Linked DNA regions of Mus musculus: region 1 is linked to region 2. A link is a loop called in an ENCODE intact Hi-C map of the cell type or tissue named here. Cell type or tissue: heart. All regions are shown on one strand. Links, peaks and the distances in the headings refer to the core of each region. The heading gives the core; the rest is flanking DNA.

Region 1 (7,092 bases), core at 943-5,942, 110 kb after region 2:
TCCACACCGGTCTCAGATGAAAGGCGATCGAGACACTTCTATTATAAGGAATTGGTTTTATCATGCCTACAGGTTAAGGGATAGAACTATGTCTAACTACACCCCTGTGTATGCATATATACACTTCAGCCCATATTTGAGCTCTGAAGAGAGTTTTAGGTATGGCCATGACTAGGGGAGCTGTGGGGATTACGCAGCTTTAAGAACACCAGCAAAAGCTTCGCTATCAAAAGAAAGAAAATAAAAACAAAGAGGCGCCGTGTTTCATCCTCCTCCAAATTCAAATGACCCAGAAAGAAGGAAGACATCAAAACATAATGTAGACAAGATGCCCCTCCATATGCAGAGCCAGCCAACTCGCTCTTATCATCTCCCCCAGGGATAGTCAAAAGATAACCTGAAGTAAACTGGTAGTTTACCACCCTCCTGTGTGTGGCAAAGTTCCTGTCTCAACGCTGAAAATTATTGTACGTTAGACAGATCAAAAGGTTAGCGCTCTGACACCCAACTGCTCACCCATCGGTGAACATTTTTCTCACACACTTCAATCTCTTCAGTCACCTGACCAGGCAGCTGAGAAAAAAATTCAATATGTGAATGATATGCATTCATGGCTACAACTAAAACTGAGCCAGCCTTTGGATGGCTCCATACTCAAGCAAGAAGTTTTGCCTGTCCAAGTTCTCCTTCCAAGAGGTTCTTTTCTCTCAGCGAGCAAGCTCTCCACACAGGCAGCCTGCCCACTTACACCACTCTGAAACCCGTTTCCAGTCTCTTACAGCGATCCAAGATCCGTCTGTCTTTGGTCACCCACTATTTGAAAGAGTCCTTGTTTGTGGGGAGAAAAGGAAGGAAAAAATCAAGAGCTGATGTCTGCCTTGTAGGAAACGGCTGCCAAGACAGGACAGCTTGTGAGAGGGAAAGGCAAGAGAAACCACATAACCAAGACCTCTATTGTGGTCTTTGGCCAGCACACCGACTACAAAAGCAGATTTTACGCACTGAAAGCCCATGTACTTTTAAGGCTTGAGATGTGAAACACACTTTACAACGCACAGTCCACTTGACTGGGAGACCCAGTATAATTGGCTGTTTCTGGTAAACAGAAGATTCTGGAATGTGTAAAATTGTAGATTATTTTATGCAAATAAAGATGGCGTTCATCTGCCTGTGCAGTAAGGAAAATAATATCAAATTTATTTTCCTCATCCTACAACCTATAACGAATCACTTTCACATCAAGTACAATTGTTTCCAGAAGTTCATTCGTTGAGTGCAATTTTTGAAAACTAAGTCAGATTTTACTGCTGTGTTCCAAATTAAAAACAACCCTTCACTGAGCAAATGTTAATGAAAACTGAAATACTTACACACCACAATCAGCTAAGAATAGAATGAATAAATAAATATGGTGAAAGGGATCCAAAAAGCTTTGTTCTTGAAGTGAACTGGAGCCCAAGGAAACTGGCAGGCATTCACAGGGCTACCAGACCAACCTTTCACACTACCTGCAAATGCCAGCTCAGAGCACTGACACAGCCTGGCATACTGCTGCAGACCTACAGTCTGAACTTGCTGGAGACTGAGGCAGGTGGATCACTGTTGAAGGGTCTCCTGGGCACAGGTAGGTAGGAAGGTAAGTAGGTAGGTAGGTAGATAGATAGATAGATAGATAGATGATAGTTGTATTTTTCACAAAGGAAAATACATAGGAACAAAATCAGAAATGGGGTACTAAATATCCTTCCAACAATCAAAAAGTTACTTTGAAAAGTACCTCAGATTAACTGCTTATTTGTGTTTAGATTTTCAGGAAATCTTTTTCCAAACACATCAGAAAACTTAGCAGGGCAAGGGTAAAGAATGGCAGAGTGACTGAGGCTGTCTAACAGTTTATACTAAGTATCACACAATGCAGTAAAGCTGGGGAGTGCGCGGGACTCCTTGAACTGGCTCTAATTAGAATCTTCAGCAAACCCAAGTTTCTGATGGGCAACCTCCTAGGCTTTCGTCTCATTCTCCAAACAACACGATCCCAGCTACTTCATCCTAACTTGTTCCTGTGAACCGCAAGTCATTGTCTCCCCTGCCTCGGCTGTGACCTCTTCAGATCTACACATCCTATTACTCAGCCACGTAAAAAGTCAATTAATGTATCCCTTACTAGGAAGCCTTTCCCAGCTGGGGAGTGACTTCCAGGAATACGGCTCAGCACTGTGCACAACCCTACAGCCCTGGACGGTTCAGACTCAACTGTGGTCCATAACCTGCTTTTTTAACAGCTGCAATAAACATCCTTGTGCCTAAAACTGTCAGGGAAAAGACTTGAAAGAGAAACACCACTGACCAGTTCTCAGTCAGGTCTTTACGTGGGGTGGGCCAGAAATCACATTTACAAGGACAGAAGATAGAAGGCTGAATCGCCGATAAGCATCATCATTGAGCCAACAGAACTTAACATCCCTGACAATTAAAGGGAAAGGAAATTTAACAAAAATTTGCTACAATGGATGAATGAAGCTGGGTTCTCTACCAAAAGCAAGGTTACTACAATGAAGAATCATTTCCCTACTGAGAACACTGGCTAAATGCAGAGAGAAGCCTGCTGAGAGCCAGGAAGGGAAAGAGCCCTCTAAGCCTGAGACTGACCAGAGTCACGAGTCCTTGATAGCGCATACACACTCATACTACAGAAAATAAAGCAAGCAAGCTCCGGGCGAGCCTAGAGTCGACACATAAATGTATGTCTACTCTAAATGAAAACAAAGGATGGCTTCACAAAAATCACTCTTTCTGATCTCATTTCCACTATAAAATTGTAATCCTTATCAGGCAGGGCTTCCCAGTCCAACATAGTAGGGGTTGGGGGCAGGAAAAAAGCAGCTTTTCCATATTTTACTAACAAAAATTGGTAGGAGGAAGAGACTAGCCTCCCCACACCCCTGCACCCCAGTAAGTTACAGATTCATTTCAGCTTAGCTAAAGCTCAGTCAGGGTTTTCAGTTTTCATAAGTACTTTTTGTTCCATCCATTACAGGCAGGTTAGAATGAGCCCTCTTCACTCAGACCTGAGAAAATGCCAACAGCCCTGCGAGTTTCCCCACCAACAAATGCCCAGAGCAAACCTTCAAACTCACTAATCAGAACCTTTCTCAACACCCGATGCTTCTTTGGGCTTTGAGTTTATTTCCTTCCCTTCCTAAGGACGGCACTGGAGGGGGAGGGGGGTGGAAGTGGCAAGGCTGAAACCTTACAACCACGTGGCCAGCCAGTAGCCCCACCCTCCCCTCTCTGCCCGTGTCTAATCCCAGCAGACAAGGGTGCCGATGCCCAAGTGCTTTCTGACCACTTCCCGCTAAGGTCCCCGTAAGAGTCATTGGTCTTACCCTTTACTGAAACCTCCTCGTTGTGAAGGAATAAATTCTCCTCTGGAGCACAGAGGAGCAGAAAGGGTTCGGGAATTCTCCCACTTGCCTCCGTCTCATGCTATCATCTAGGAGTCTTGCTGAGCCCGCAAAAGAGGCTGAAGCTGTGGACACCGGGCACAGTCGGGGCAGGCTGCCATCCTCCTCATTAAAACCCATCCAGTTGAAATGACAAAAACAAATAGCTGTCATTTTCAAACCAGTATGGGGGACATCTTATGACAGCACAGAAAACTTGTAACTTAAGTTCCAAACAGAAGGGGTGGGGGGTGGGGGCCCGCACAGTCACAGAGCAAGAGAAATTACTGCACTGTGTACATTGGAAAGCTGACACACATTCCTCAAACTTATATTTGAAAAAAAAAATTTTTACCAGCATTTTGTACTTCTTGTTAGAAAGCATTTGGGGGATACTGACAGGGTTCTTGCTGTTATTGTTGGTTTCCTCTTTGGGGAAAGGAAAAGCTATTCTGGTTGAATGAATGAATGATTTAGGATTTTTGAAACAGGCTCAAGTAGGTCAGACTCCCTGATTAACTCAGGACAGCCTTAAATTCCTTCTCTTCCTCCCTCCACCTCCCAAAGTCTGGGATCGCAGGGCTTTGCCAATACACCTGACCCAGAAAGGCTATGCATGTATTTATAACCTGTTTGTAGACGGTGTGCAGTACGCCTGTCCTCGTGTATATGTCCCCATACACCCACATATGTGGTACACAGTCCCGAGGCGAATGTTCAGCATCTTCTTCATCTCTCCTCCCTTTCGTTACAGAGGCAAGGTCCTCCACGGATCCTCTGAGCTTGTCTACGGTTGCCAGCTCACCAATTCTGGCTGGTCCTGCCTGCACCAGCACCCCCATGCTCTCTACCTGCAGATTAAAGGTGTCCACACCGCACACTCCCTGTGCTCAGGCACTTTCTTGTTGTTTGTTTGTTAGCTAAATACCCAAATATGGGCACCAAGACTACAAGGAAAATCTGAGAGAGGCCCAGTTGGTAATCCTTGTAAGAATACAAGCTGGCTGGCTGCTAGGAGGGTCCAATCCCAGACTCCTTTGCTGTTTTTCTGAATTTACTCAGCTGCTTCTGGGGAAGAGCTAACATGCCCACCAAGGTTGAGAGGGCAGCTTGACCTTGACCACTGCCCACAGGCCCACCCATAAGCAGGGTCTTACTGAGCAACTTCTAGTTGTCACACTCAGGAGAGTAAGAGAAAAGCCCGTATCATCCAATGGGAGCTCACCCTCAGGGTCAAAAACAAGCTAGGTGCATACACAGCCGGGATGACGGCCTAGCAAATGAAGAAGCAGACAAAAGTTAAGTCACACCTGATGGACACACTGCATACTTTAAAGTGAGAAACGTACAGGCTGCTCCAGGGCAAGAGCCAGCAGGCTGGGAAACACACCCGTAGTCTAAAGTCACGAGGTCCAGTGAGGAAGTGGATCAGATAAACGCACTGCCTGCGTTCTAATATAACTTACTTTCGGATGAAAAAATGTAAACAATGTCATTTTGTGATTATGAAAGTGCTAGAAACCCAGAAGAATAATGAGTTGATTTTCAACATGTTTACATGAGCAAAGCTAACATCCCTTAGGTAATGATAACTATGTATTAACTTAATTTTTACTATTTCCAGTTGAGCTACCTTAATTTTACCCATTTATATTGCTATTTAGAGCACTAACAATTACATGTTATAAATTAACAAATTATTCCAGACTGATAAATCTCATGAATCAAACTACCTGGGAAGTGGCTTCTAAGTCAGAAAAACAAACATAAACATTTTCTCCCATCTAATTAGCAATGCGCCTTAATTATCATAGAAGGAGTCGTAGTCAAATTCCCTCTTGGCCTGTGTCTACAACCATAAGTGAAATTCCAGCAACCAGGCCTGCTGTACGTTACTACAGTCCCTCACCATCAGAGGTTTCTCAGAGGTGATGAGGCAATCTGAAAGAAGCATCCAAATGATCTTTAAAAATACAAAAGGTAACCTAAAAAATGTCTAGGCAGAACCTAGCGTTCTCGTTCCTGCAGTAACTCCAGTTTCCAGGAGGCTGACACAAGAAGACTACTTCATATTCAGAGACAGCTTGGGCTACGCTATCTCCAACAACAAAGGGCTGACAAGCAAATGAACTGAAGAGAAAATAAAGCTTAAAGCTGAAAAAGAAAGATTGGTGCCCAGCACCATAGGTTTGCAATAAACTAGTAAGCAGGCTAGCTCTCCCTTGGAGACTGCCATTTTTTTATATAGCTCCGTGTAACTCTGTGCTTCTTTCACACTGAAGTGGGTCATTTTAGCGTTCTACCTGCTTCTCATTGGCTAATGAGGAACTCCGAGGCCTTTCTGACCTTGCATTCTGAAATCAATGTCTTCCTTTTGTTTATTTCACACAATAGTTAGTCTAGTACGTTCTAAGAGAATTGTTAGAAAAATACCCAGACTGTGATTAAATTAAAACTCTATGGAGAATTAAAATACACTAGAAAATGCCAAATAGAGAATATATAAAACAAATAATGACTAAATTCTTAGAACTTCATCGTCACAAATATATTTCATACCCAAGAAGGAAGGCAGCAACAGAGTTTCTGCCTTATACCAAGATCTCCTGATACCAACTTTAATGTGACATCTGAGGCTGAGATTGAGAGCACACAACCTGCCTCCTGGGAATTGGGACCCTTGACAAACATCTGGGTCTCTAATTCAGCAGCTGCATAGGAGAGTAGGAAGTCAACAACTGTGTTTTTCTGATTTTCCCACTTGCAGACTCTCGGTACAGATCTCACCCTAAGTACTATCAAGGAGAACATTAAAGGGTTTCCGTAGTGTGACTAAACTCCTGTTCCATCCGCAGCTACGATTCCGTAAGTAATCATATTCTATTCATGTAGTCTATACGCCACCTTCCCAGAAAACTAGACGGTCAAAATCAGTATGACAGGAGGGACTTAAGGAAAGAGCAAGCCTGTGAGGTGAGGTCCCCTTAGGTCTCCAAGTCCCCCTCCACATGTGTATTTACTAATGTCTACAAGGAAAACTCAAATTTATGTTTTTTTTAAAAATTTCTAGATAAAGGGAATATATCAAATGTTTCTAAATAATTAAATCCACTACCAGTGTTACAGGAGACTGTTTGAGTTCAAATAAATGAGCAGATAGAAGTGTTGTCTTCCAAAACCAGAATTCCAAAAAACAAAGATGTCCAGGAAAGCCTTGGCTAAGACTGTGATCCTATTGTAAAAGTTTAAGGCAATATCAGAAAGGAGTGTGTCAACACGTATCTTCAGAAATAAATACCAACTTTATCATTATGAACAGTTAATAGATAATACATGTTTAAGACATTTTTAAGTTATGTTAGAGCTGTCCCACTCAAACAGTTGGAAGAAGCCTGAGGTTTTGAGAAAAGTGATTTTTCAAAATCAAATGTAATTTCACAACCCCTGATAAAATGACACATAGGAAACAATAAAGCAGCAGTGTCTTACAAAAAGCAAAATCAGGTTATTAAAAACTCACAAAAACTCACGCAGTATTTAAATAACTTACGAGACTTCCTCATTTGATGAGGAATTAATGAATGAATGAATATACACGGTATATAGTGTATATACTGTAATGACTTTTAAAACATTTTAATTTAGAGAA
Region 2 (5,000 bases), core at 1-5,000:
CTAGTACCTTGTTAAAGCTCCTCCTACCTTGTTATAGCTCCTCCTACCTTGTTATAGCTCCTCCCAGCCGAATCCTTCTCACTCGGCTTCAGCTCCTGCAGCTGAGCATCCAGGATGTCCACCAACTGTTCCATCAGCCTCACAGAGGAGCTCACGTCCCCTGCAAACACATGCCCCTTGGTGTGCTTAGCTAGTTCATTGGCCAGGCTCGCAGCATTCTCTCCACTTCTGATCTGAAAAGGCAGTGCACAGTATCTCAGTAAACTATCTGTGGCTTTTTAGTTCTCTTTAAGCACCTCTGTTGTGGTGGGGGAAAAAAAACATTTGCAAATATGTCAAAATCTGCAACTAATTGAGACCCATAACATTCTCTACATCTCAGAAGATTAAAGGCTTTTAGATCCTTACCACAGGAAGAAATTCTCTTACACACACACACACACACACACACACACACACACACACACACACGAAACAAAAGGAGAGGGCTAGAGACATCCTTTTGTTTTTTGTTTTTGTCTGCTCTCATTTCCCTACAACCACTTTAAGTTGTTATTTTAATTTTTGTTTTTTACTTATTCCAATGATGTAGATTTTACATCAGAAGGCAGAGTGATACCTAGAATTATCAACTAATGTCTGTATTTCAAGAAAGCTAGATGGAGAGAAAATTAAGAGTACTACAGTCCAGTGCAAAATTCTAAGTAGAAGTTTCTAGGTCTGCTTCAGGTTCACTTTTCCTCATTGTCTTCTAATACTGTGTGATACAAATATCTGTTTGCATTCTGTGGGTTCAGCTGCAAACTTAATGATACTTGATTTATTGGGCCAATACACTATTTGTCTCATGAACATTAAAAGAATCAGGACGAACTACATGTGGATGAAATTAAAACAATTATGCACTGGTTAAACAGCTTAACACAGAAAACAGCTTAACCCCAAACAAAGCTAACATTCGATGAGTAGTTTATAGACACACTATACCTTAAAAACAAAAACACTTTTGTGCTGAACAAAGGCTTGGTTTAACACAGAAAACTAAACTATTTATGTCAGAACGTCAAGTTCTCAAAGGGTATGTCCCATCAGAAATTCCAACCCACCTTCTGGGCCAGCTGGTTCACCCAGTGAGACGTGCAGTTGCTAAGATCAGGGCCCTTCGGGTTCCATGTTCCCGTGGAAGCCATGCACAGATACGAGGCCGTCCCTGCAGCAGACGCAGAGAAGAGTGGTGAGGCGGATGCTCTGTTCTGCCAGCTTTTGGGAAACTGATTTTGAGGATGCTAGGCTGGGTGCTACAGTTTGAATGAGTGCTACCCGCAGTAGTTGGCAATAGCTGACAAAAAGTAGCAGGCAATACAAAAGATTATAAACTAAATATAAAGTAAGCATGGGGTGTGGGGCATTTCGAGTGGGGCCGGGGCAACCAAAAAGCCCTTTCTTTTGGGGCTCATCCAAGAAAATGGCTGTAATGAGAACAGCAGCTGTAGGGGAACCTCACTAGAGTCTTGGGACAAAGACTCAAGTTCGACATAGGAAATGGAGAGGCAGTTCTGTGCCTGACCTAAGTGACACTCACAATTTAAAAACCTTTAAATTGTTAGAAAAACAACAACAACAACAGAAAAAAAAAAAACAACAAATCTCTATTGGTAATATAATGAAATAATGATATCGGCTCGTGTAAATATTTCTCACTATTGAAACCTTTCCGGTCTTGCTTAGAAGATACTTATTAAACTATAAAAGTGTGTGCTGTGTGGTGCAGGAAATACCTCTTGTTCCCTTGGGACAGGGTCGCTCAACCATCATCCCCCTTTGTGTCTGAGGCCACTTTATCCCCTTCCAGTCTAACGCTTCGCAGAATCTCTCTGGCAGGGGAAAAATATTTGTTACAGGAGGAATTTTGGTTGTAGAGACGGCTGGAGGTGGCTTTGTCCCTCTGCTTCCGTCCTGAGGACCAGCTGCAGTGCTGCTCACGGGGCCTCGCTGGGAGGCACTGCTCGTGGTGGATATTGTGGTTTTGAACAGCTCAGCTGAAGAAGTTATTGTCACAGCTGTGGTAGGCACTATGAAAAAAAGACGAATGTATTAACCTCAAACACACCGTCATGCCCACCTAGAGGTGCACGTATGTGAATATATGCATGCACATACGCACTTGCACACCCCTTCACCCATCTGTATCCCCCAAACCAACAAACAGAATCATAGTAGGGAAGGAAAAGAAGAAAAAGAAGAAGAAGAAAAATCACATTTATTACAATTTATTTATAGGGCTAAAAGGTGATCCTGGATCTCGGTGCAATATGGTCACATGATTTAACTGTAATTTCCTCATGAAGCTCTGAGGGTCTCCATCTCTAAGGCTCTTACTACAGTTCCAAGTGTTGTGCACACCCCCAACCATAAAACTATTTCATTGTCAACTGTAATCCTGCTGTGGTTCCATATGATAATGTTAAGTATCTGCTGTGTGGGATACCTGCTATGTGATCCCTGCTAACGAGTCTTTTGAACCTCAAGGGGTCACAACCTATAGGATGAGAACCCCAGCTCTAAAGAAACGAAGTAGACGCAGGAAAACTGTGTTGTACAAATATATTTCATAAACAAAACCAAAAGATCAAGGGGGGTGAAAAACAAAAAACACAAAGACCCTCTGACAATTACAGATAATTAGGATAATAAAAAGATCTGAAGTCACCCACACTATATCCCGGAGGAAAACAAACGCTGACATCTTTCCAGCCAGCAGCCATTCTTGCTCGAGGGATTTGGAGCATGCCTGATTACATCCAAACAGAAGATAAGTTTGGCACGCTTATTCTGCTCTGGGTTTTGCATCTTTACTTCACAAAGGTGAGGATGAAAGGGCAGAGCGCCCCGTGTAGTCTCTTATCCAGACAGGGCTTTTAAAAAGACCGGGAGTCAAAAAATCCACCTTTTGCTAGCTATCTCACCAGCCCGTAGCAGGCAAGGCAAAAGAACTATAGTCACACGTTTCAAAATAAACAAAAAGGAATTGTTGTAAGGAAAGGGTTTATCTTCTAAAAAAGTCAACCAGATTCTAAAACAAGAATGCTCAATCGTTTTCTCCGCTAACAACTAAGCATTAAAGAAACATGTCAGCAAGAACATAGTAACATTTAAAATCTGTCAGAATTATTCAAAAGTTCTATCTACATTTATTCTTAAAATCTTACATGTGGGTTAACTTAAATTTAGGGTCCATAAGTTTTTCTTATACCAAAAAAATTTAACACTGATATGCTCAAATGAGAATTTTTACTGTAATCCATCACTACATACAATGAACACGTGAATTAAAAATTTTTTTGTTTTACCTACACACAAGAAACAAGCTACAATACTGAGCACTGAAAAGTATATTCAAATTCACTCCTATGTTTAAGACTTGAGACTCTGTCTTAAAAGCATTCATGAAATTAATTCTCATAGGTTGAGAGCATGCTAAGATGACAATAAAAGGTATATATATTCATTTCTAATTTTATATATTATTAGACTTAGGTTTTCCTCCCCTTCCATCTCACTGGGGAACTTTTAGGCATGTGTTTTATTTCTAAGCTAAAGTGAACGGCTGTATGTATGAGAAGCGTCTGTGTACATCAGTCAAACAACATGCCTGGCCAGCTGCTGGGGAAACCATTCAAACCTGTCTGTCTCTGTCTGTGAGGGCACCCTCCCGACATCCCGCTAAACCTGGGCGGGGGAGGGGGGAGCTTCCAGTGCTTTCGAAATTAACATTTGTCAAAGCACCACAATCTTTAGCAAAAGTGCCACATGACAATGGCTGAATCCCGTCTCCAGGAGGGAGCAACGAATCAGAGAGAGTGGAGAGAGAAAAGGGCAGGACAAAAGGGCTTGGAGTTACAGCCCCTTACGCATTGCCTGACACTACACTCATCAGTACACAGGGGACCAGTGAGATACGGATTAATACCACAGGTACTCACTGCTAGCTAAGGGTCAGCAAAGACCCAGGCGAGGCAAATAACAGGATCTCCACTGGATTCACGAAAATCTCATAGAGCACACTGCAGCCCTGCATTCCTATATTTTCATCAATATATTAAACCATAGGGAGTCACTAGAATTCGTGGGAAGTCGGAAGACTGAAACTTTGGGATACTCCAAGGCATAAATTTTTATATTTAAGAGGCGTTTCTAAGAATCATTAGCTCTTTCTTCGAGTAGAGACAAAAGAAGGCAGGGCATCCAGCAATGATCTAAGCTGGTGGTATTTTGTCAGCATTCACAGGCAGATGTCATGACAAGCCACAGCCTGGATCAATAATAGATCAAGCCTTACCACAGCTCCATGAGGCAGGCACAGATTGTCTTTTCATACACATGGAAACCTGGTCGTGGAGAAGGCAGGTGACTGCTTTAAGGTCACCCGGTTATCATATTAAATGTTTGATCTTACCTTTCTAGGTAAGAGCTTGTTGAAAGGTGGAGAAAAGGACAGTCCTACAAAGCAGTGTGCCCTTATTCTGGGATATGGAAAGACCAAGTTTCATCATGAACATGGCAAAAGGTTCAGACTTTGAGAACGCTCTCCGAAGACCAACATGAGAGAAAACTGTAATACGGATACCAACTCTTTTTACAAGGTTCTGTTTACCAGGACATCCTAGCAAACACTCGGTTGGGCTGCGACTACTGTGCACTGTTTTGGTGAGACCAAAGTGCCAGTGCTAACAAGCACATTGACTGGTACCCGGGAAGACTTGAATGAGTAGAAAAAGATTCTGTCTACCTAAGTACCCAGAGATGATCTGTGGATTGCCAGGCTCTTCCTCTATCCGTTTGAGAACTATATCCAAGTGCACTAAGGGCAAGCTTACCAAAGTCTGATCGTTCACTCACTGGTGAATGAATGACCTCCAGCCAGATACTATCCAAGCTGGTGAGAAAAAGTGCACACCCATTACATTTACCCTCATGCTGCTGTATGAAGAGAGTTTACT

What was found. Peaks named below come from ENCODE experiments on the same cell type or tissue, not always from the same donor. Only the 100,000 strongest peaks of a DNase experiment are listed, where the experiment ranks them.
Region 1: a loop joins it to region 2, with 1.9 times the contacts of the local background. A loop is called at or near these places in 2 of 42 quality-filtered maps.

What each region holds. Positions count from the first base shown.
Region 1 is chr3:148,956,258-148,963,349 of GRCm38, forward strand. It overlaps a transcript of Adgrl2 not described here. Among named protein-coding and RNA genes, the nearest start is that of Adgrl2, 5.2 kb to the left of the region's middle. In heart, for the core only: no CTCF peak of the experiment used is centred there; DNase peaks (open chromatin) are centred at 3,274, 4,194 and 4,694; H3K4me3 peaks cover 1,097 bases; H3K27ac peaks cover 1,514 bases.
Region 2 is chr3:148,850,789-148,855,788 of GRCm38, forward strand. It overlaps Adgrl2 (adhesion G protein-coupled receptor L2), which reads right to left. Exons shown (of 24, transcript NM_001081298.1): 6 at 1,779-2,072; 7 at 1,107-1,210; 8 at 48-233. Among named protein-coding and RNA genes, the nearest start is that of Adgrl2, 100 kb to the right of the region's middle. In heart, for the core only: a CTCF peak has its summit at 2,006; no DNase peak of the experiment used is centred there.